Regions from separate parts of the Homo sapiens genome. Here regions 1 and 3 are each linked to region 2. A link is an interaction called in ENCODE POLR2A ChIA-PET data of the cell type or tissue named here. Cell type or tissue: GM12878. All regions are shown on one strand.

What was found. Peaks named below come from ENCODE experiments on the same cell type or tissue, not always from the same donor. Only the 100,000 strongest peaks of a DNase experiment are listed, where the experiment ranks them.
Region 1: POLR2A ChIA-PET joins it to region 2 with 6 read pairs; 2 of 35 experiments call an interaction of 5 or more read pairs at or near these places.
Region 3: POLR2A ChIA-PET joins it to region 2 with 9 read pairs; 4 of 35 experiments call an interaction of 5 or more read pairs at or near these places.

What each region holds. Positions count from the first base shown.
Region 1 is chr17:50,171,016-50,179,015 of GRCh38, forward strand. It overlaps SGCA (sarcoglycan alpha), which reads left to right. Exons shown (of 10, transcript NM_000023.4): 9 at 4,242-4,434; 10 at 4,697-4,913. The coding sequence ends at 4,422. It also overlaps the pseudogene H1-9P. Among named protein-coding and RNA genes, the nearest start is that of SGCA, 9.0 kb to the left of the region's middle. RefSeq lists enhancers at 3,838-4,439, 4,733-5,027. In GM12878, a CTCF peak has its summit at 7,553 (motif pointing left); a DNase peak (open chromatin) is centred at 186.
Region 2 is chr17:48,911,466-48,919,465 of GRCh38, forward strand. UBE2Z (ubiquitin conjugating enzyme E2 Z) reads left to right here. Exons shown (of 7, transcript NM_023079.5): 3 at 1,369-1,556; 4 at 4,611-4,722. Among named protein-coding and RNA genes, the nearest start is that of UBE2Z, 7.1 kb to the left of the region's middle. RefSeq lists an enhancer at 4,358-4,697. In GM12878, no CTCF peak of the experiment used is centred here; DNase peaks (open chromatin) are centred at 3,834 and 4,516; H3K4me3 peaks cover 4,423 bases; H3K27ac peaks cover 3,533 bases.
Region 3 is chr17:48,658,456-48,666,455 of GRCh38, forward strand. All of the region lies in intron 3 of LINC02086 (long intergenic non-protein coding RNA 2086), which reads left to right. Among named protein-coding and RNA genes, the nearest start is that of LINC03057, 16 kb to the left of the region's middle. In GM12878, a CTCF peak has its summit at 5,280; no DNase peak of the experiment used is centred here.

The DNA of each region.
Region 1 (8,000 bases), 1.3 Mb after region 2:
ATCGTGCCACGGCACTCCAGCCTGGGCGACAGAGTGAAACTCTTTCCCCCAAAAAAGAAAAGCCTGTTGTGACACAGGGGAATGGGACCTGCTGCCACTCTGGGGGAAAGGGCTTGAGAAGCAACTTAAGAGACTCCCAGTATCAGTATGAGTCAGACACCTGCGGTCCAGGCCAGGCTCTGCCACACAATTACTCTGTCACCCTTCTTTCTGGCTTCAGATGCTCCACCTGCAAGATCACGAGGTTGGACTAGCTGGTGTCTATGAGTGCTTCCAATTCTGCCAGCCCTTTCCAAATCCTTCCTCTCTTATTTTGGCCTGGTTTCCCCTACTCATGGCCTTACCCCTCCTATGTGCCCCCAGCCCTCTTCCTCTCCCAATACCCTGAACCCTAGATTCCAGGAGGCAGATGTGAAATAAGTTATGTTCCTTTTATTCCCACTGCACTGAGCCAATGGCGGTCTTGGCACCCCTGACTGCTTGCCTGGCCTGCCTCATTAATTGCAGTGGCACTTGGCCACCCTTCGAACCCCCTTGATAAGCCGCTTGTGCCCCTGTTTGGAGCCCAGTAGTGACCTGTGCTGTCCAAAGGGGCGCTGCCCAGAGCGCCACCTCTGCTGTCGTTGCCTCTTGACCTTGAGCTTGGACTTGGAGGCCTGCTTCTTGCCCAGGGTGAAGGAGCCTGAGGCCCCCCTGCCGGTCACCTGCTGAGCCCTTGTCCACCAGCCCCTTGAGCACACGCTTGAAGTGATAGGCATTTCGGGCCATGTCGTAGCCCGTGGTGGAAACAGCCTTCTTCAGGGTGGCCAGGGACACATACTTGCAGGTCCCCTTGTCCGCCACAGCCCTCAGGATCACCTTGGACGTGCTGGGCTTCTGGCAGGGTTTGGCACAGGTGCGTTGCCCAGTCGCTGTCTTGCTAGGGACACGCTGCCCTGCTGGCCTCCACCCATGGCAGTATTTGAGTTCAACAGCACTGATGGAGACAGTGGCGAAGTGCCTTTCTGCTTCTCTCCCTGGGGTAGGTGAAGTGTCTTGGGTGCAAGGACCTCCAGGGCGGCTGGAAGTCTCCACTGGGCTGCCCCTCACAGGATGGCTGAGGTGTGTCCCGGTTCCTGGTCCTCGCTGAGGCTTCCTCTTGAGCTCCGGCCCTCACCTTTACCTGTGTGGCCAGAAAGAGGATCAAGGACGGTCACCCACGGCTGGCCTCCACAGACTTGTGCTCTTGGTGCAGGGGTTGGTGAGGTTATCTCTGTGGTGACCTCAGAGGCTACCAGAATTCTGTGTGGGTCACAGTGGCCCCATTGTTTCCTCCGGGGAGGGGTGGACCGGAGATGCCAGATGGTGGAGGCATGTAACATGCCAGGTGTCCTGGGGAGGAGGGCTGCGCTTGTGGGCCAGACAGCGGGCCTGCACGGTGCGTGCACATATGCATGTGTGTGTGCACATGCCTGGGCGGATTTTATTTTTTAAAAAATTTTTAGAGAGAGGGTCTCACTTTGTCACCCAAGCTGGAGCACAGTGGCATAATCATAGCTCACTGCAACCTCAGACTCCCTGGGCTCAAGCGATCCTCCCATCTCAGCTTCCTGAGTAGCTGGGACTAAAGCTACTGCACCTGGCCTGGCCCCCAGTTTTAAACTCACCATTTTGATCCCACCATCTTGACCCACTGGGTTTTTGAGCCACTGGGTTGAAGAATACAAGCTTTGCAGGCATCAGGGTTATACCAACATTTATGAATTTTTATGGGGAATATAGTTTCCAAAGTGAACAGAGATGTACGCTAAGTTGACTTACGCTAAGTTGACTTAATTCCTCAAGCAACTTTCTATACAAAGCAGTTAAAAGGCTTTGCTTTTATTTTCTGTTTTCAATTTTATAGAATTTTTCCCCATGGGGATCAGTGATTTTTCATGTACATTTCACTAGGAAGATTTTATTCCTCAATTTTTTTGGACTGAACCAAATTTAAACACTAACATCTACTGGCACTGGGGATATTCTCTTGTGACCAGTATTTCCTCCACATCCAGCCTTCCCCGGGTCAACTCTGTAGCTCTGATGTTGTCAGAAAAATCTGCTGCCTCAGTCAATGTGAAATCAATAACCGTTTTACCATGTGCAACGTTAGCCTTGGCTGGTTTGGATTTCACGTTGATGTATTTCTACAAAATCCAATTTTTCACTTGTTCAATGTCTGCCACTTTTCAGATTATCCACAAGTTATGATTCTGCTGCCTGCTTTTCACCTAGATCAGATTTCAGCGGTCACAGAGTCCTCCAGGCCCCACGACCCTCTCCTGGGGATTTCTGTGCCAGAGGCAGTGCTTTCGGGACTGTGTGTTGGTGGTGGAGTGGGTGTGGGTGAGACCTAGGCCACGTGTGTGTGTGTCTGTGCGTGTGCCTGAGTGTGTAGGAATGCCTGCCGTTTGTCTGTCTGCCCAAGTGCTGATGTGGAAGGACCGTGGGGAAGCCACTGCGGGGTCTGGCCTCTGCTCTTGCTCTAGAAAAACATCCCCAGCACATTTTTCCACCTGTGTGTTGCCAGAGTAATGAGGTCCAGATGTGGGGCTGGGAATAAGGAGGGGGCCCACTGACTGAGGCCTTCCTCTGCCAGGGCCTCACCTGCCCAGCTGTCTCTATCTCAGCATCCACACACTGGTTGCTTTCTTTCCCCTCAGTCTCCCCTTGCCTGGGAATAGAAAATTGGGTTTCGGACAACTCAGCTCACTGAATTCCAGACTCAAGAGCTCATCTTGACCCTCCCCTGGCCTTAGATGGTGACTCCACCTCTTCCTGCTGGCCTCCCCGCAGGAGGAGCATGGCCCATTCAGCGTGAAGCTAGGTCTTTTCTGCAGTCTAAACTGTCAGGCTCTAACCGGAGTCTGTGTCCACTAATTGGGACCTGAACATGGGTGGGGATCACTTCTCCTCCCTCATCTCATCAGTAACCAAGTGGCAAGTGGGGTCGCTTCAGCCCTGCCTGGGGCCCCAGCTCCTCTAAGAAAACCAATTCTTGGCTGGGTGCAGTGGCTCATGCCTGTAATCCCAGCACTTTGGGAGGCAGAGGCAGGAGGGTCCCTTGAGGCCAGGAGTTCAAGACCAGCCTGAACAACATAGTAAGACACCTGTCTCTACAAAAAAAATTTTAAATTAGCCGAGCATGGTGGCTTGCACTTATAGTCCCAGTTACTCAGGAGGCTGAGGCAGGAGTATCGCTTGAGCCCAGGAGGTAGAGGCTGCAGTGAGCTACGATTGTGCCACTGCACTGAAGTTGGCGACAAAGTGAGACCCCATCTCTTAAAAATAAATAAATAATATAAAAACATAATATAAAGCTCAGCAAACACTGGCTTCTGGAAGAATATGGCCCCTGTGGATGTCTATTCATGTCTCCATATCTTGTGAGCGCTTATCACGTGGTGGGCACTGTTGTAAACACTCAGCCACATTTTCTCTTTCAATCTTCACAGCAGTCCTAGGAGGTAGGTTTTGGTTTTTTTTTTTAAATAGAGATGGGGTTTCACCATGTTGGTCAGGCTGGCCTTGAACTCTTGGCCTCAAGTGATCCACCCGCTTCGGCCTCCCGAAGTGCTGGGATTACAGGTGTGAGCCACTGCGCCCGGCCTGGTGGTAGGTGTTATTATCTCCATTTGGCCGTTGAGCAAACTAAGGCATGGAGTGGTTAAGCAACTTGCCCAAGACACACAGCCTTGAACCCAGGCTGTCTACACCCACAGCCTATGTCTTGACCACTGGGCACTGAGCAGGCACCATAGAGCTTTCTTTTTTTTGTTTTTTTTCTTCTTTTTTTTACTTTGAGATGGAGTCTCTTGCGATCTCAGCTCACTGCAACCTCCGCCTCCCAGGTTCAAGTGAATCTCCTGCCTCAGCCTCCTGAGTAGCTGGGATTACAGGTGCCCACCACCACACCTGGCTAATTTTTATTTTTATTTTTTGTAGAAACAGGGTTTCACCGTGTTGGCCAGGCTGGTCTCGAACTCCTGACCTCAAGTGATCTGCCTGCCTTGGCCTCCCAAAGTGCTGGGATTATAGGCATGAGCCACCACGCCCGGCCCCATAGAGCTTTCTGTTTGTTTTCTGCCCCTGCATCATGTGTCTGAGTCTCTCCCCACATAAGTGGTGGGGAGGACCGCAGGGTGGCTCAGAGGCAGTTCCAGGCTGTACTCCAGGGCAGCTGACTCCCAGAGCTGATGACTCCCCACCTGTGCCTCCAGCATCCAGATGGTCCACCACTGCACCATCCACGGGAACACAGAGGAGCTGCGGCAGATGGCGGCCAGCCGCGAGGTGCCCCGGCCACTCTCCACCCTGCCCATGTTCAATGTGCACACAGGTGAGCGGCTGCCTCCCCGCGTGGACAGCGCCCAGGTGCCCCTCATTCTGGACCAGCACTGACAGCCTAGCCAGGTAGGTCTGGTGGGTGATGCCAGCCTTATTTCTGGGAACAAGATGGCCTTTATCACAAGGCTGGGGCAAATGGTGGGGTCTGGGAGAGGTCAGGGGAAGAGGCACATAGACTTGTCTGCCCCTCTGAGGCCGCTGCTGGGGGTCCTCACCAGTGCCAGGGCTATGACCCCAATGCCAAGCACTCGCAGTTGGAGTGTCAGGGTGGGGAAGTCAGGAGAACCAGCATCTGGCCCTCTCAGCCCTCCACTCTCTCTTCCCACAGTGGTTCCAGGTCCAGCCCTGACTTCATCCTCCCTTCTCTGTCCACACCACGAGTGGCACATCCCACCTGCTGATTCCAGCTCCTGGCCCTCCTGGAACCCAGGCTCTAAACAAGCAGGGAGAGGGGGTGGGGTGGGGTGAGAGTGTGTGGAGTAAGGACATTCAGAATAAATATCTGCTGCTCTGCTCACCAATTGCTGCTGGCAGCCTCTCCCGTCCTCACTGGCTCTGTTTCCCTTTGTGCTTTCTGGGAGGCCCCATAGGCAGCCAGTGCCTGCCGGCCTGCCCTTTGGACTCTTGGCATTTTGCTGTTTTCTCAAATTCTCTGGAAGAAAGAGGGAAGGACCTGCTATCTGTAGCCCTCCCACGAACCTGGTAGTGAGGTATGCCTGGATCACTATCCCCATTTCACAGACAAGGAAACAGAGACCAAGGGAGAGTCAGTGACTTACCCAAGGCTACAGAACAAGCAAGTGGCAAAGCTTGAATTTGACCCTGGCACTTCTGCCTCCACCCTGCCTTCTACAGGGTTGAGGGGTTCTGGAAGCAGGAAATCCAGACCCTTACCTGTAGATTTCTTTGGCACCTCAAGATTCCCTGGAAGGAGAGTCCCTCTGTCTGTTGTGTTTGGAGAGAAGCCAATCTAGATATGGAGAGCGAGGCCGGGCGTGGTGGCTTACACCTGTAATCCCAGCACTTTGGGAGGCCAAAACAGGCAGATCACTTGAGGTCAGTAGTTCGAGACCAGCCTGGCCAACATAGTGAAACCCCATCTCTACTAAAAATACAAAAATTAGCCAGGCATGGTGGCACGTACCTGTAATCCCTGCTACTCGGGAGGCTGAGGCAGGAGAATCACTTGAACCCAGGAGGTGGAGTTGCAGTGAGCCGAGATCACACCACTGCATTCCAGCCTGGGTGACAGAGCAAAACTCTGTCTCAAAAAAAAAAAAAAAAAAAAAAAGATATGGAAAGAGGGAGGTTGGAATGCGGGTCCCGGAATGCCCTAGGCTCAAGGACTACCCCCCGCCTTGCTGAGCTCCTCCAGAGATGGGCAGGGGTGCAGAGGACACAGCACAGCCTGGGACCCTTGTTGGACTGAGTGGTGCTAGCACAGCTTGACCCCACACGAGCTCAGAAGAGCTCAGCTGGCCATGAGAAGGCCTGAGCTTGTTTTTCCCAGGTGGACACAACCAAATGGGGCCGATTCTGCCCCGATCACTGCCATCTGGCCATGTCCAGGCTCATATACTCCCACTCCCACGTGAGGACAGGCCAGGGACTCAGCCCGAGAGGGGCCCGGCTAAAAGAGGGATAGCTGGCAAGGCCCTCCCCTAGTGGCAACTCCGAGAGAACACAGACAAGGGCTGGCATCACCACTCCAGCCTCCTTCTCCTTTTCCTCTGCTGGGAGGCCCTGGCTCCCACATCCACACAACTAGCCCCTCACTGCAGGTTCTGTCTTTGCCCAAAGGGCACCTCCTCAGAGAGGCCTTCCCTGTCCCCGCTGTGGTCCCACTGCGGTCCCACTGCCTGCCCTGCGAGGCCTTCCTGCTCTCTGAGAGGATTCGCGCTGTCTCGGCTCACATATTCCGAGTCCTCTTCCGCACTAGAACATACGATTCTTTCAGCCTGCAGCAGGTGCAGTGCCTGCACACAGTGAGTGCTCAGGAAGGATGTTCTGAAGGAAGGCATGAAGGGATACCATGTGTCTGGGTTTGCTCAGCGTTCTTTCTTTTAGAGCCAGGGTCTCACTACATTGCCCACGCTGGTCCCGAACTCCTGGCCTCAAGTGGTCCTCTTGCCTCAGCCTCCTGAGTAGCTGGGATGACCGCTGTGAGCTACCGTTCCTGTGCTCAGTGTTCTTAAGGAGGTTGCTCCCCTTCTCAGGGCACAGGGGTTGAGCAAGGCCATGGCTAAAGCTTCTTCCATTATCTCCTGAGCCTCCCTGTACCCATTAGTTAGTCAATCAACTCATCAAACACTGGTTTCGTGAGCATCTGCTGAGGCAGGCTGAGGTGTAGTGTACGTGCTTAATAATTGCCTGTTGAATGACTAGCTCTTTAGGTGCCCACGCCATAACCAAACGGGTTCTTTGACTAGCGGGTGCCTCTGGCTTCTCCTTGGCTATTTCTTTCTTTCTCCTGAAGGAAACCAGGAGTTGCGCAGACCGGAGGCTCCAGCAGCCAGCCTGCTGCCTGGGGTGGCTCCTTGATCCCTGCTCCCTTGAGGAGGAGGCTGCCCACCCCTCATCTCTGGGCTCGCCCCCTGCAGCCAGGCAGCTCTTGGGCCTCCTGTGCTCTTCCTGTGCTGGCCAGGGCTGGGAGAGTGCAAGGCCAGCTCCTCACTTCCCGGCTTTGCCTTGGGGTCTTGGCAGCGCCTTTCTCTCTGCTCAGCTCCAAAGAGCACACGGGAGCCTGGCTGCCGGCCTGAGAGGAAGCGGCCCAGACAAGTAGCTGGGAGGATGGCGTGCCTGCAGAAGACGCTGAGCCCTGCCTGGGCACACACGTCCAGAGGCCCCCGGCAGCATGCCGGGAGGGCACAGACATACTTAGCGCCTCCCCACTGGGCAACAGCCCCTCCCTGGCGTGCAAGATTCCAGCCAGCAGTCAAGCTCCACCCCCCACAGCCCAGGACAAAGAAGGGCAGCCGCCCCCACCGCCACCTCCACCGGGAGACTTGGCCCAGCTGCACACTCTGCTCCACCCCTGTCTCCTCCAGTCCCATGATGGCATTGCCCCTGTTACCCAGTGGGTGGCCTCCACCTTCCTTCTAAACACAGCACCCACACGTGGCCTGACGCTCAGACATTCCCTCACCACCTCTCTATCAGCCAGACCTGGTGACTCAAGTCGCCACCTAGGGCCGGCCTCAGCCCCCTGCTGCACGCTGCCCCGGAGCAGGACTGGAATCATGATCCTGCCACACAACAGCTGGCTCAGCCAGCTGAGGGTTAGTTTACTCATAAGATGATCATCATAACCGCCTTGGGGCTGTTGTGAGAATTTGTGGGAACTGGACACTCTGGCAGCTCCCAAGGATGGACACATTATTGCATGCAAGCACACACAATCCCACAAGGCCAGAGGTCCCTGGGGTCTCCCTGGCCCCTAAGATTCAGGCTAAATGAACTCCATTTCCACCTGCACCTTGTAAAAAGTTCAATCTCTCCCTGTGAATTGGGAGTGGAAGCCTAAATTTGTATGATCTTTGGTACGGAACTGCTGCCTAGAGCTGCACCATCCAGTACAGCAGCCTCAGGCCATGTGGCTACTGAGCACTTAAGATGTGGCTAGTCCAAACTGA
Region 2 (8,000 bases):
GGTTTCTCTGTCACTGAATGCTCTACCCACAGAAGTGCAGTTGCACTTAAACTGATGTTAGAAAGAAATCATATTTCCTAAACCTAATGCTGTTTAAGTGAAACACATAGTTTTCTTACAGTAAATTTCTTACAGTAAAAATTCAGATTTTGTATTGTTGGTGTATCTTTTTTTGTTGTTTTGAATAGATTTCCCTTCATATTTTTTTTTTATGTAGTTAGAAATGTTTTTCCTAGGACATCTCGTCCTCAGTCAAGTACCAGTGTTAATAGCCTAGTACCTGGGGTCCCAGAGTTGATGCCATGTTGAGACCAGTTGAGTTTACTATTCCAAATGACTGAGAGCCAGAATATGACGTAGGGTCTTGCCAGGAGGGCAAGGTGGGAACTATAGACTTAGGCATTGGATTGCCACGTCCCTTTCCTTTTGCTGTTCAAATGCTTAGCAGACCTAAATGCCTAGGAGCCTTTGTGGAAGAAGAAATATAACTGAGTCAGTTCAGGTTTTCCTCCCTTCAGGGGGGGAAATCCTGTTGAAGAATTATGGCTTGAGGGGGAAGAGAATTTAGTGTCGTTTTCAGGACGGCTGATTTTTTTTTTTTTTTTTTTTTTAAACAGTATTGGGGAAAGTTCTGGGACTGGTCTAATGGCTCTGAGTGGACCCTGAGTCTTCCCCATTTTCAGTCATGATGTGCTGCCTGAGCCACATCCTCCACAATAGGTTTGATCCTCTGCAGAGGAAGCAAGCAGATACCCTAGGCATCCATCACACCCCCTAACCCTGCTGTGTTACTGGCACTGGGCTGTGGCCTCCAATCCCTTTCTTCGTCTCCTTTCATCATACTTTCCCTTCGTGCCACATAAATGTAGGGTGGGGTTGCATCATATGCATGTTTGGCCTGGGCAAATCCAAACATATATTCAGTCAAAATCTGTGTCGATTTCTCAAAATTAAAAACGCTAGGGTTATATTTTATAGATAAGCATATTATATTTTTCCACAGTGGTGTTTTATCCATTATATGTAACACTGATCAGGGAGGTCTGCACAAAAAAAAAAAATGCTTTAAGAGAGTTTTAGGGGATACTCAAGAGTGATTTTGACTAGATTCAGTTTTCGCCTTGGGCTCTAACTTTAGAAGTAACCCCTGAGTAAGATGTCATTCCACTGTAATGAGATTTCTTAAAATTCCAAACCTACGTATTAGTATGAGTGAATACAGGATGTTCCTTCTGCATGGTGAGGATATAGAACATGTGTACCAGATTATGGACTCTGCTTCTGGTGTGGGTAGTAGGTGGAGGGTAGCCAGGAGGGCTTGGGGTGGGTCATCACCTCACAATTTTGAGATGGGGTTTTATTTTGCAGATTCATGCATTGATCACAGGCCCATTTGACACTCCTTATGAAGGGGGTTTCTTCCTGTTCGTGTTTCGGTGTCCGCCCGACTATCCCATCCACCCACCTCGGGTCAAACTGATGACAACGGGCAATAACACAGTGAGGTTTAACCCCAACTTCTACCGCAATGGGAAAGTCTGCTTGAGTATTCTAGGGTAAGAGGAGACTTTTAAGTAGCCAAGTCGGTTGTTAGCAGATAATTACTCTAGGTCAGCCTTTATCAACCGGAGTCCCTCATCTGAACTACAGAACACAGAAAATGATTGAGTGACTCTTCTCAAATCTCCTCAGGATGGTATGTGACTAGTATCATTCTAGATGCAGAGGGGAGAAGTTAATTTATTACAGTGGTAACCTTTGAGAAGTGGTTCTCTTAAGAGTGTGGCCCTGAGCATCTGGGAACTTGTAGCCGAGCAGTTTCTGGGGCCCTATCTTAGACCTACAAAAGAAACTCTGGGGTTGGGGCCAAAAATCTGGTTTTTTTGGTTGTTGTTTTTTGTTTGTTTTGAGACGGAGTCTTGCTCTGTCGCCAGGCTGGAGTGCAGTGGCACGATCTTGGCTCACTGCAACCTCTGCCTCCCAGATTCAAGCGATTCTCCTGCCTCAGTCTCCCAAGTAGCTGGGGCTACAGGCGTGCACCACCACACCTAGCTAATTTTTGTATCTTTAGTAGAGACGGAGTTTCACCATGTTGGCCAGGATGGTCTCGATCTCTTGACCTCATCATCCACTCACCTTGGCCTCCCAAAGTGCTGGGATTAGAGGCATGAGCCACCGTGCCCGGCCCAGAAATCTGTTTTTTACAAGCTCTCCAGATGATTGTGGTGCATACTGCAGTTTCAGAACCACTCTCTTGGGGTGTTAAGGCCTTATTTTCTCTCCTGAACAGGTTGAGAAAGGCTGCAGGTCTGTGCCATTCAAGATTTGGGGTGTCTTAATTTGAGTCTTGCAATAAGTTGCTTTGAAGGCAGTGGCGGTGGTGGTGGTGGTGATCATTATGGTTTCATTTTTGTTTTGTTTTGTTTGTTTTTGTTTTGTTTTGTTTTGTTGGTAGAGGCAGGTATCTCACTATGTTGCCCAGGCTGGTCTTGAATTCTTGTCCTCAAGCAGTCGTCCTCTTGTGGCTCCCAAAGCACTGGGGTTACAGGCATGAGCCTCCATGCCTGACCTGATTATAATATTTTAATAATGACAAATGTCTGAGATTGGAAATCACATTAGATATGAAATGAGTTTCTAGTGCATCTTCTTTCTGGATGCTTCTGAGGTTTTGCTTCATAGAGTTCCCATTTTAGTTGCCTTTGGGGGCTGAAAACTCAGTGTGGACATCTTCTCGCATATTTTGGATTGGTGTTTTTATAGTGGTCTGAACTTCTCTGGGACAGAGAACACGTGCAGGTTGAAGTTGAGAAAGTACCCCCAAACTGATTATTCTGTTTTCCTGCTATCCAACATGTTTCCAGGTTTGTGTGAGGGAAGAGCAGCATTTGAAATAAACTTAGAGACATGATTCATTTTTCTAGGACTTGCTCAGACCCAGGGATATGTTCTGCTGTGATTTTGGCAGTGAAGAAGTCTTTTAAAGGAGGTTGTCCTTAAAGAAGTACTTCATCTCGTTAGGGTACTTAATTAATTGTCTTTGCTGGTAGGCTAAAACCCATGATGATAAAGAAATTTAGTCGTTGCTTCTGTATGAAATTTGTTCGCGAAAGCGTGTCTCAAAGTAGGCTCTCCCTCATTGGGTCAATATAAAACTCTTTTGAGATACCAGCCACAGGACAGTGGGGTAAAAGTAGTAGAAGTGTGTTAGGTAGAAAAGGAGAAGCTGCCCTGAAATTGAAAATTTGCCATAAAGAATCACAGAGTAGAAAATTTCAGCCGGGTGCGGTGGCTCACACCTGTAATCCCAGCACTTTGGGAGGCCGAGGCGGGTGGATCACCTGAGGTCAGGAGTTCGAGACCAGCCTAGCCTGGCGAAACCCCGTCTCTACTAAAAATACAAAAATTAGCCAGGCATGGTGGCGCATGCCTCTAGTCCCAGCTACTCGGGAGGCTGAGGCACAAGAATTGCTTGAACCTGGGAGGCAGAGGTTGCAGTGAGCCAAGATCACGCCACTGCACTCCAGCCTGGGTGACAGAGGGAGACTTTGTCTCAAAAAAGAAAGAAAAGAAAATTCTTAGGTGTTCCTAGTTGACTGTATTAGCTTTATCAGCCATGTTTTTTTTTTCCTCTTTACCTAGAAAACAATGTTGGGCTGACTTACTGACAAAAGAAATTTAACGAGAGTTGACTCTGTTGTAAAGCTTCAGAGAGCAGTAGGTCTAGAGTTCCTGGGGGAGCAAAGCTGAAAAGATAGAGGCACTTAAGAGCAGTCCCCAGTGAAGTTACTATTAGGCATTACTGACTTGGGCTTTCCTCAAGTACAGCAGGGAAACAGAAGCAGGCAGTCAACTTGAACAAGCCAGTCCTGGCTTAGGTTGTGTTCGGCTTCCAGCTCCGGTGCCATCTCTTCAATTAATTGAGCTAAAAATAAATGTCATTAACATCCAAGCTGTCCCCTCCCCCTAATACTTGGTTGGGTTTATGAAAGAGAGGAGCAATTTTGGTATTTGACGTTTTCCATATATTATTTTCAGACCTTCCACTGTCTGGAAGCACCCCTTATTCTCTTCCTGTTCTTTGGAAGAGTTGTGTAGTCTTAAGAGAATTTGACACTCCTTGGGGGTTTGATACAGAACTGGATCCCCAATAGCCCCACCACATGGCCTCTAACCAGATGGCTTCAGTCACCTGTGTCCCTTTATGCTCAACTTCCCTCTCCCCTCACTAACTCCATCACCACCCATAAACAAGCTCTTTGAGATCCACGGAGATTAACATTTAGACAACTTTGGAGCTAATTGCTTACCTAATTTCTTTTGTTTTGATTGTCGTAACTGTTTCTAGTACAAAGAAAATCCCTTCAAAGTTACATAGCTTGCTATTACCTGTTCTTTTGCCCCCCCCCCTTGATTTGAGGATTAGGCAATTGACTGATTTCTGGTGAAATCAGAACATGAGCATGAGACAGAGGCTGGGAAATTCCAGAGTATTAATAGTGAAAGAGAAACTTATGGTGAGTCACTTATGGTGGTGTTGCCGGGCCCCAGGGTACTTGTTCCCTATTCTTTCTCTGCCTCACCCTCCATTCCTTCTGATGTGTTTACAGTACATGGACTGGACCTGCCTGGAGCCCAGCCCAGAGCATCTCCTCAGTGCTCATCTCTATCCAGTCCCTGATGACTGAGAACCCCTATCACAATGAGCCCGGCTTTGAACAGGTAAGGCCAGATGGGCCTGGCTCTGGGGTGTAGACTATTGTTTTTGTTTGTTTGGTTGGTTGGTTTTTTTGTTTTTTTTTTTTTTTGAGACAGAGTCTTCCTCTGTCACCTAGGCTGTAGTGCAGTGGTGCAATCTCAGCTTACTGCAACCTCCGCCTCCCGGGTTCAAGCCATTCTGTCTCAGCCTCCCAAGTAGCTGGGACTACAGGCGTGTACCACCATGCCTGGCTAATTTTTATATTTTTAGTAGAGATGGGGTTTCACCATATTGGCCAGGCTGGTCTCCAGCTCCTGACCTGGTGATCCGCCTGCCTCGGCCTCCCAGAGTGCTGGGATTACAGGCGTGAGCCACCGCGCCCAGCCAGAATAGTGTTTTAAGAGATCTGCTTGGGAGGTTTTTTTTGTTTTGTTTTGTTTTGTTTTGTTTTGGACCTAGCACAGCCCCATGTACTACATTTGTTGGTATAGGGAAAAAAAGGGAATTGACACGTGTTTTTTAGTAATGAAATTTTTTGCCGACCACTGTGGCTCACACCTGTAATCCCAGCACTTTGGGAGGCTGAGGCAGGCAGGTGGATCACCTGAGGTCAGGAGTTTGAGACCAGCCTGGCCAACCTGGTAAAACCCCATCTCTACTAAAAATTAACTGGTCAGAAGTTTGAGACCAGCCTGGCCAACATGGTGAAAACCTGTCTCTACTAAAAATAAAAGAAATTAGCTGGGTGTGATCACTTGAACCCTGGAGGCAGAGGTTGCAGTGAGCTGAGATCACGCCATTACACTCCAGCCTGGGTAAGGAGCGAAACTCGGTCCCCCCACCCCCAAAAAAATAATAATGGCCAGGCGCGGTGGCTCACACCTGTAATCCCAGCACTTTGGGAGGCCGAGGCGGGCAGATCACAAGGTCAGAAGTTTGAGATCATCCTGGCTAACACAGTGAAACCCAGTCTGTACTAAAAATACAAAAAATTAGCTGGGTGTGGTGGCAGGCGCCTGTAGTCCCAGCTACTCGGAGGCTGAGACAGGAGAATGGCGTGAACCCAGGTGGTGGAGCTTACAGTGAGCCAAGATTGGGCCATTGCATTCCAGCCTGAGCGACAGAGCGAGACACCGTCTTAAAAAAATAATAATAATAATGAATTTTTTTATTTGTGAGAGTTACAATAAGTATGTGACTTGGATTCCTTTATAGCATGGAAGTCAATGGACTCCTTTGGAAATTAATTCTGACCTGCTTTGGGGGTTGTGGCATCCAGTGGGTTCTATGTGCCTATATTCTCAGCATCCCCTAAAGTTGCTCTGTAGGGACTACTACCCAGCCAGCTGTTCTTCTGGGGTTATGAAGGACTGTTACCTGCAGAGTCAAAGGAGCTAGTCATTAGGAGTCCCGGGCAAGACTTTTTGAGTTAACAGTGCCAACGAGAAGGTGGAGAAAACTCACATTTTTCCAAGAGCATGCTCTGTGCTGGACACTACCAAGTTTTTATATATAATTTCTTGTTTAACCTTCATACTATGTGAGGTTAAATATGGTTATTCCCATTTTCAAGTGAAATAATGTTGCCTCAGAGAGGTTAATTAACTTTCACAAAGACACACAGATCAGGATAGGACCCCAGACTTACATTGGAGCCCAACTTCTCCCACTCTTCCGATGTGCCTTCCTGAATTACTCATGAGCACGGGAAAAAGTTCCAGTGATAGTCCCAAAAGAAAATGATTCCGGATAGGTGATTAGAACAGCTTAATTAATTTATTTATTTTTTGAGACAGAGTTTCACTATTGTTACCCAGGCTGGAGTGTAATGGCACAATCTCGGCTCACAGCAACTTCTGCCTCCCAGGTTCAAGTGATTCCTCTGCCTCAGCCTCCCGAGTAGCTGGGATTACGGGCACGCACCACCACACCTGGCTAATTTTTTGTATTTTTAGTAGAGAAGGGGTTTCACCATCTTGGCCAGGCTGGTTTCGAATTTCGGACCTCAGGTGATCCACTCGCCTTGGCCTCTGAAAGTGCTGGGATTACAGGCGTGAGCAACCATGCCTGGCCAACTTAATTTATTTTTAAACTATTACATATGACACCAACTTTGATTCTTCCTCTATAGACCTGAACAAAGGATAATAAAATGCCTTTCAAAAATGAAAAATAAAAATTTTTTTTGAGACAGAGTCTCACTCCATCACTCAGGCTGGAGTGCAGTGGTGTGATCTCGGCTCACTGCAGCCTCCACCTCCCAGGGTCAAGCAATTCTCCTGCCTCAGCCTCCTGAGTAGCTGGGACTACAGGCGCACACCACCACGCCTGGCTAATTTTTGTATTTTTAGTAGAGGTGGCGTTTCACCATGTTGGCCAGCTGGTCTTGAACTCCTGACCTTAGGTGATCAGCCTGCCTCGGCCTCACAAAGTGGTAGGATCACAGGTGTGAGCCACAGAGTCTGGCCTCAAAAGTTAACAAAAATTATTTCCTAACCCATCCTTTCTCCAAACATTCATTTCAGGAGGAGAGTCTAATTGAAATAGACCTCATTAGCAGGAGCTGATTTTTAGGTCTTGTCTTTTTTTTTTTTTTTTTGGAGGCAGACTCTCACTCTGTCACCCAGGCTGGAGTGCAGTGGTGTGATCTCAGCTCACTGCAACCTCTGCCTCCCAGGTTCAAGCGATTCTAGTACCTCAGCCTCCCAAGTAGCTGGGATTACAGGCACACACCATGACGCCTGGCTAATTTTTGTATTTGTAGTAGAGATGGGGTTTCGCCCTGTTGGCCAGGCTTGTCTTGAACATATGGCCTCAAGCAGTCTGCCCACGTCCGCCTCCCAAAGTGCTGGGATTACAGGTGTGAGCCACCATGCCCAGCCTTGTGTTTTTTATTTTTTACTTCCAGAATGACTTGCAGTTGTTTTTATTTTATTTATTTATTTATTTTTTATTTATTTACAGGCACACACCACCACACCCAGCTGATTTTTGTATTTTTAGTAGAGACGGGGTTTCACTGTTTTGGCCAGGCTGGTCTCCACCTCCTGACCTTATGATCCACCTGCCTCGGCCTCCCAAAGTGCTGGGATTACAGGTGTGAGCTACCGCGCCTGGCCCATCAGCTATTTTTATCAGAGGCCAGGGCTCTAATTGACTGGGGTTGGTGGTAAGAGGAGAAGAGCACAGGAAAAATTAAAGGAGTAGAGGCCATACTCCCCTTCTATTCACACCATAGTGAGACCCTGTTTATATTGGCTTTCTAGACCAAAGTTGAAGTTTATCTTTCGAAGCTTCTGAT
Region 3 (8,000 bases), 250 kb before region 2:
TATTTATTTTTTTTTTTCGAGACAGAGTCTCACACTGTTGCCCAGGCTGGAGTGCAGTGGCGTGATCTCGGATCACTGCAAGCTCAGCCTCCTGGGTTCATGCCATTCTCCTGCCTCAGCCTCCCGAGTAGCTGGGACTACAGGCACCTGCCGCCACATCCGGCTATTTTTTTTGTATTTTTAGTAGAGACGGGGTTTCACCATGTTGGCCAGGATGGTCTCGATCTCTTGACCTCATGATCCACCCACCTCGGCCTCCCAAAGTGCTGGGATTACAGGCGTGAGCCACCGCGCCCGGCCTCAAGACCCTGTCTTTTTAAAAAATTAATTTCCTCTGAGAAGGATGTCATATATCTAACATCATACTTGTGTTTCTGGAGAGAGTTGGATGCAGTTAAGGTTTTTGTTTGCAAAGATCGTGTGCAATGGCAGGTCTGTTGGGGGTCCCATGGGTAGTTAGTATATTGTGTCCATGCAATGGTAAAGACAAGCTGGCTGAAACGGGAACTTAAGAGAACATATTAGCCCAAATATATGATAGCAAAGTATTTGCCAGTTGCTGATTGGAGGGAGGCAGTAATTTTAGTAGTATAGAAGCTGGCCTGTTTTTTACTCACAACACTTCTGACACTAAATGTATGGGTTTTTTCCCCTATACCAACTGATATGGTTTGACTGTGTTCCCACCCAAATCTCATCTTGAATTGTAACTCCCACAATTCCTACATGTCGTGGGAGGAACCCAGTGGGAAGTAATTGAAACATGAGGGTGGGTCTTTCCTGTGCTATTCTCATGATAGTGGATAAGTCTCACAAGATCTGATGGTTTTAAAAACGGGAGTTTCCCTGCACAAGCTCTCTTTCTCTTGCCTGCTGCCATCCATGTAAGATGTGATTTGTTCCTCCTTGCCTTCTGCCATGATCGTGAGGCCTCCCCAGCCATTTGGAATTGTAAGTCCATTATACCTCTTTTCTTCCCAGTCTCGGGTATATCTTTATCAGCAGCCTGAAAACGACCTAATACACCAACCAATTCTCCAACTCTCTGAAAACCAACTGGGTGTCCAGCAATTCAGTTTCATTCTGACACTATCTACCTGGAGTTCACATCAGTTCCCACGAGATTGCCCCATCTTTAGAGACCAGTCACAAGTCCCAGGCCTCCTGTACTTCTGACTGGCCAGTTAAAAATCGGGTGTTCTCATGACCCCCTCCTCAGTTTCCATAATTTACTGGAATAGCTCACAGAACTCGGGAAAATACTTTACTTACATTTACTGGCTTATTATAAAGGATGCAATTCAGGAACAGCCAGATGGAAGAGATGCCCAGGGAAGGGTATTGAGCGGGGGTGGAGGAGGGTACCCCCAGAGTTTCCATGCCCTGAGTGCTTCACTCTCCCGGGACCTCCACGTGTTTACAGAACCCTGTAGGGTAGAAGGGACTTATGGAGGTTTAATTACCTAGGCATGATTGATTAAATTATTGGCCATTGGTGACTGATTCAATCTCCAGCCCTCTCCCCGCCCCATAGGTCTGAGATGAGCCTGAAAGTTCCAAACTTTTAATGCCTTGGTCTTTCTGATCATCAGCCCCCATCTTGAAGCTATCTAGCACTCCCAGCTAATCATTTCATTAGCATGCAAAAGACACATATTAGCCTAAAGATTTCAAGGGTTTCAGGAGTGCCAGGAACTCTTAAGTGGAACTGCAGCATTATGATTGTGGTAATCCACCATCAGGCATCCTTCATTCATTCTAGGTTTAAGACCAGGACAATTTGGAGTGGAGAAAAACTGGGGACAATCACCCTTCTCTAAATAGGTCTTATATAATGGGTTTTGAGCTTATGGCTAGGTGCGGTGGCTCACATCTGTAATCCTAGCACTTTGGGAGGCTGAGGCATGTGGATTGCATGAGTCCAGGAGTTTGAGACCAGCCTGGAAAACATGGGAAAAAACCCATCTCTACAAACAAAAATACAAAAATTAGCCGAAACAAGTGGCGTGTGCCTGTAGTCCTAGCTACTAGGGAGGCTGAGGTGGCAGGATCACCTGAACCTGGGAAGGGGAAGCTGCAGTGAGCTGAGATTGCACCACTGCACTCCAGCCTGGGCCACAGAGTGAGACCCTGTCTCGAAAAGGTCCTAGTACATTTTATTTATTTATTTTTTATACAGAGTCACTCTCAGGATACCTAGTTTTATCTGTGTGAACAGTTTTAATAGGTTATGATAAAGGCTCAGGTTCTCATTTTGTTAAGCCAGTTGTAATTGCCAAAAACTTAATTTTGTTTTTGTTTAGTACTCACTAGGCCAGAGTACATGTCCATTGTGGAATATTTTAGGGCAACAGGCACTATGAATATGGGGAATTTAGGCAAATCAATAGTTCTTCTTCTTCTTTTCTTTTTTTTTTTTTTTTTTTTTTTTTTTTTGAGACAGAGTCTCGCTCTGTCGCCCAGGCTGGAGTGCAGTGCCATGATCTCGGCTCACTGCAACATCTGCCTCCTGGGTTCAAGCGATTCTCCTGCCTCAGCCTCCAGAGTAGCTGGGACTACAGGCGCGTGCCACCACACCTGGCTAATTTTTTTGTGTGTTATCCAGGCTGGTCTCGATCTCCTGACCTCGTGATCTGCCTGCCTCGGCATCCCAAAGAGCTTTTATTACAGGCATGAGCCACCGCGCCCAGCCTAGTTTTGTATTTTTTAGTAGAGATGGAGTTTCACCATATTGGCCAGGCTGGTCTCGAACTCCTGACCTCAGGTAATCCACCTGCCTTGGCCTCCCAAAGTGTTGGGATTATAGGCATGAGCCACCACGCCTGGCCTAAAGTTAATTTAGAACTTATGTTGTACAAGTGCAAAAGCCAACAAGACCCTCCCTTCCTTCTTTAAATATCTTTTTATTGTATAGTTTTTAGAGTAAATTTAAGATTTGCAACTGGGTTAAATCATGAACCTCTGTTAAGTTGTGTGTGTGTGTGTGTGTGTGTGTGTGTCTGGGGGGAGTTACTGGATGTACTTCAGGGGGAGGGAGCTTCTCTTCTCTGCTCATATTTACGTTTCTTCTTCTGGAGAGTCCCAAATCAGTACCCTCAGGGTTAGGGGCCACTTTCATGACAGCCATTTTCTTTTTTTTTTCTTTTTTTTTTTTTTTTGAGACGGAGTCTCGCTCTGTAGCCCAGGCTGGAGTGCAGTGGTGCGATCTCAGCTTACTGCAAGCTCCGCCTCCCGGGTTCACGCCATTCTCCTGCCTCAGCCTCCCGAGTAGGTGGGACTACAGGGGCCCGCTACGATGCCAGGCCAATTTTTTTTACTTTTAGTAGAGACGGGGTTTCACTGTGTTAGCCAGGATTATCTAGATCTCCTGACCTCGTGATCTGCCTGCCTTGGACTCCCAAAGTGCTGAGATTACAAGGCGTGAGCCACTGCACCTGGCCTTATGGCAGCCACTTTCATGGCAATTGTTATTTTATTTGATTTAGGGACTGTAGACTTAAGTTGGATTTTTATTTATTTTTTATTTTTTATTTTTTGGCAGTCTCGCTCTGTCTCCCAGGTTGGAGTGCAATGGTGTGATGTTGGCTCACTGCAGCCTCAAACTCATCAGCTCAAGTGATCCTACCACCTCATCCTCCAGAGTAGCTGGGACTATAGGCACCCAACACCACACCCAGCTGATTTTTGCATTTTTTGTAGAGATGGGGTTTTGCTGTGGTGCCCAGGCTAGTGGATTTTTTTTTTTTTTTTTGAGACAGGGTCTTACTCTGTTGCCCAGGCTGGAGTGCAGAGGCACAATCCCAGCTCAGTCCAACCTCTGCTACTAGGTTCAAGTGATTCTCACGCCTCAGCCTCCCCAGTAGCTGGGACTACACGCCCCCACCTCTGGCTAATTTTTGTATTTTTGGTAGAGATGGGGTTTTGCCATGTTGGCCAGGCTGGTCTCAAACTGCTGACCTCAAGTGATCTGCCCACCTCAGCCCCCCAAGTGTTGGGATTACAGGTACAGGCATGACTACTGCACCCAACCCCTGGATTTTTTTAATGACAAGGTCTTACTCTGTCACCCAGGCTGGAGTGCAGTGGCACAATCATGGCTCACTGCAGCCTCAAACTCCAGCAATCTTCTCACCTCAGCCCCCCAAGTAGCTGGGACTACAGGTACATGTCACCATACCTGGCTAATTTTAAAATTTTTTGTATAGATGAGGTTTTATTTGTTTGTTTGTTTTTTTGACAGAGTCACGCTCTGTTGCCAGGCTGGAGTACAGTGGCGCAATCTCAGCTCACTGCAACCTCCATCTCCCAGGTTCAAGCGATTCTCCTGCCTCAGCCTCTCGAGTAGCTGGGACTACAGGCACGCACCACCACACTCAGCTAATTTTTATGTTTTTAGTAGAGATGAGGTTTCACCATGTTGGCCAGCATGGTCTCAATCTCTTGACCTCGTGATCCGCCCGCCTCGGCCTCCCAAAGTGCTGGGATTACAGGCATGAGCCACCATGCCCGGCCTAGACGAGGTCTTACTATGTTTCCCAGGCTGATCTTGAACTCCTAGACTCCAGCAATTCTCCCACCTCAGCCTCCCAAAGCATTAAGATTACAGGCATGAACCACTGCACCCAGCCTTGAGTTGGATTTGAATGAATCCCTTGACAGTTTGATAAGGTGCAGCACTTAATCAAACCCAGCTTCTTTCTGGGTCTGTTTTATAGTTATCTGGTAGGGTGATGGTGGTGTCCTCTGACCCTTTAAGAGAGATGGAGTAAGGCATTCTGGCCTAGTTTTTATAAGGGTTCATGGCATGGAGTGCTATTGAGTGTTTTTATCTTTAATCCTGGTGACTGCGCTTCCTCACCGGAGCAACCACCAGATGGCCCTGTATGTTGCACAGAGTATCAGCCTTTCTCCTGCACACTCTATAGAACATAGGCTAATGCCTGGTTGGGACATACAACCAACAGTCACAAAATAATAAGTGTCATGCCCTTGAGCCTAGGATCGGCGATGGTTTATGCCAGAATCAAGACATACAATTCAATCTAAGATGCACAGATAGGTCCAGACGGGGCTCACATTTTAGGGCCACTTTAAGGACATCCTCAATTTCATATTTCTGTCTCAAAATGCCAATTATAGAAACTTTCAATTCAGGTCAGTTACATCTGTAACAGAGATTTAGTAGTCCTCAGCAAATGTGGAACAAAGCAGCACAGCTCGAAGTGTAAGCTTGCCAATAGGCAGCAGAATCAATAGCAAGCCAAAGTGAGAGGAGAGAGACCCCTGATGGTGGGTGGCTATCATCTAAGGTACGCTGTTCCCTGTGCCAGTTGTCTTGTGATTGCCCCACAGAGGAAGGGATCAAATCTCTACCCCAGATTTGGTTTAGACATCAAGATTGGTGATGCCACATACACACATACAGAGGGTTTGAAAAAGCTTATTACTCGTGTAATGAGGTTTTCTGTGCAGAACAGGGCAGGCTCTTAAGAAGGCCTAAAAACAGCTTGAGAACAAGGAGATGCAAGTGGCCCTGGGTTTTACTGTTAGGGAGTAAAGCTGGGGTGAGAGTTCTGATGCACAGGCCAGGGTTTTGTGGTTTGAATTTCCCTACTGGTGCAAGGGAGGAGAGTACCCTGGCATTAAGGGAGGAGAGTACCCTGGCATTATTATTCTTATCATTATTATTATTTTGGAGACAGAGTCTCACCCTGCTGCCCAGGCTGGAGTGCAGTGGTGCAATCTCGGTTCATTGCAACCTCTGCCTCCCAAATTCAAGCAATTCTCGTGCCTCAGCCTCCCAAGTTGCTGGGATTACTGGCATGCGCCACCATGCCCAGCTAATTTTGTATTTTCAGTAGAGATAGGGTTTTGCCATGTTGGCCAAGCTGGTCTCAAACTCCAGGCCTCAAGTGATCCGTCAACCTTGGCCTCCCAAAGTGCTGGGATTATAGGCGTGAGCCACCACGCCCAGCTTCTGCCTTTATTATTGGCTTGCCCAGGTTTTGGATAAAAGGGAAAGGAGGAGTGGGGGTGGGGGCTTGAAAACTCAGCAGTTGAACATCATGGAATCAACTAATTTATTACACTGGTCAATTATTTTGTAAAACTCGTCTCAATTTGAGTTTCATGTCTCTCATGACTAAACGTAAGCATACATTTTGGCATGAAAACCACAGAAGTGATGTTTACCTGTCTCAGTTCATGACATTATGAGGTACAGGATGCTAATAGGTGTCTCATGTTCATAGTTTAAAGATGGAAAAAATTTTAAGTTAATAGTTTTTATTTTAGTACTTTAAAGATGTTATTCCATTATCTTCCGGTGTACATAGTTTGTGACAAGAAGTCCACTGTATTTGTCTTCTTTGCCCTTCTAGGTAATGTGTTCATTTTTCTCTAGGTACTCTAAGATTTTCCTTATTAATTTTTCTATTTATTTATTTATTTATTTATTTATTTATTTTTAGATGGAATCTCATTCTGTTGCCCAGGCTGGAGTGCAGTGGTGTGATCTTGGCTCACTGCAACCTCCACCTCCTGAGTTCAAGCAATTTTCCTGTCTCAGCCTCCCGAGTAGCTGGGATTACAGGCATGTGCCACCATGCTTGGGTAATTTTTGTATTTTTTTTTTAGACAGAGTTTCATTCTTGTCACCCAGATTGGAGTGCAATGGTGCAATCTCAGCTCACTGCAACCTCCACGGTTCAAGCGATTCTCCAGCCTTAGCTTCCCGAGTAGGTGGGATTATAGGCACCTGCGCCACCACGCCCGGCTAATCTGTGTATTTTTAGTAGAGAAGGGGTTTCACTATGTTGGCCAAGCTGGTCTCGAACTCCTGACCTCAAATGATCCACCCACCTCAGCCTCCCAAAGTGCTGGCATTACAGGCGTGAGCCACCTCACCCAGCCTAATTTTTGTATTTTTAATGGAGATGGGGTTTTGCCATGTTGGCCAGGCTGGTCTCAAACTCCTGACCTGATGTAATCCGCCTGCCTCGGCCTCCTACAGTGCTGAAATTAGAGGCATGGGCTACCATGCCCAGCCTATTTTATTTATTTTTACTTACTTATTTTTTTTAGACAGAGTCTCACTCTGTTGCCCAAGCTGGAGTGCAGTGCAGTGGTGCAATCTTAGCTCACTTCAACCTCCGCCTCCCAGGTTCAAGCAATTCTCCTGCCTCAGCCTCCCCAGTAGCTGGGACTGCAGGCGTGCACCACTACGCCTGACTACTTTTTGTATTTTTAGTAGAGACAAGGTTTTGCTATGTTGGCCGGGCTGCTCTGCTCTTGAATTCCTGTTCTCAAGTGATCCACCTACTTCGGCCTCCCAAAATGCTGGGATTACAGGCATGAGCCACACGCCCAGCCAACCTTTTCAATAATTTGATTATGATGTGTCTTGGTTTTGATATTATCTTATAAGACATTGGTGCTCTGTTATTTTTGTGGATTTTCTGTGCTTTATTTTCAATAGTTTTTATTGCTATATTTTCAAGTTCACCAATCTTTTCTTATGCAGTGCTTCTGCAGTGTATAATCTGCTGTTAATTCCTCCTGTGCATCTTTCATTTTTAGATCATAAACTTTTCATCTCTTGAAGTTCCATTTTGGGTCCTTTAAAAATATATTTCTTTTCTCTCTTCATCATATTTATGTTTTTCTTTATATCCTTGGGCATAATTTATGAGATTTATAATGGCTATTTTAAGGTCCTCACCTACTAATTTCATCATCTCTGAATATTGTGGTCTGTTTCTATTGCTTTAGTTATCTACTGGTTATGGGTAATTTTTTCCTATTTATTTGACTACCTGGCAATTTTTTATTGGATGCTGAATATTGTGTATTTTGGGTTGTTGGGTGCAAGACATTGTTATATTCTTTTAAAGAGTACTAGAGAAAAATACAAAAATTAGCTGGGCATGGTGGCTCATGTCTGTGGTCCCAGCTACTTGGGAAGCAGAGGTTGCAGTGAGCCGAGATCATGCCACTGCACT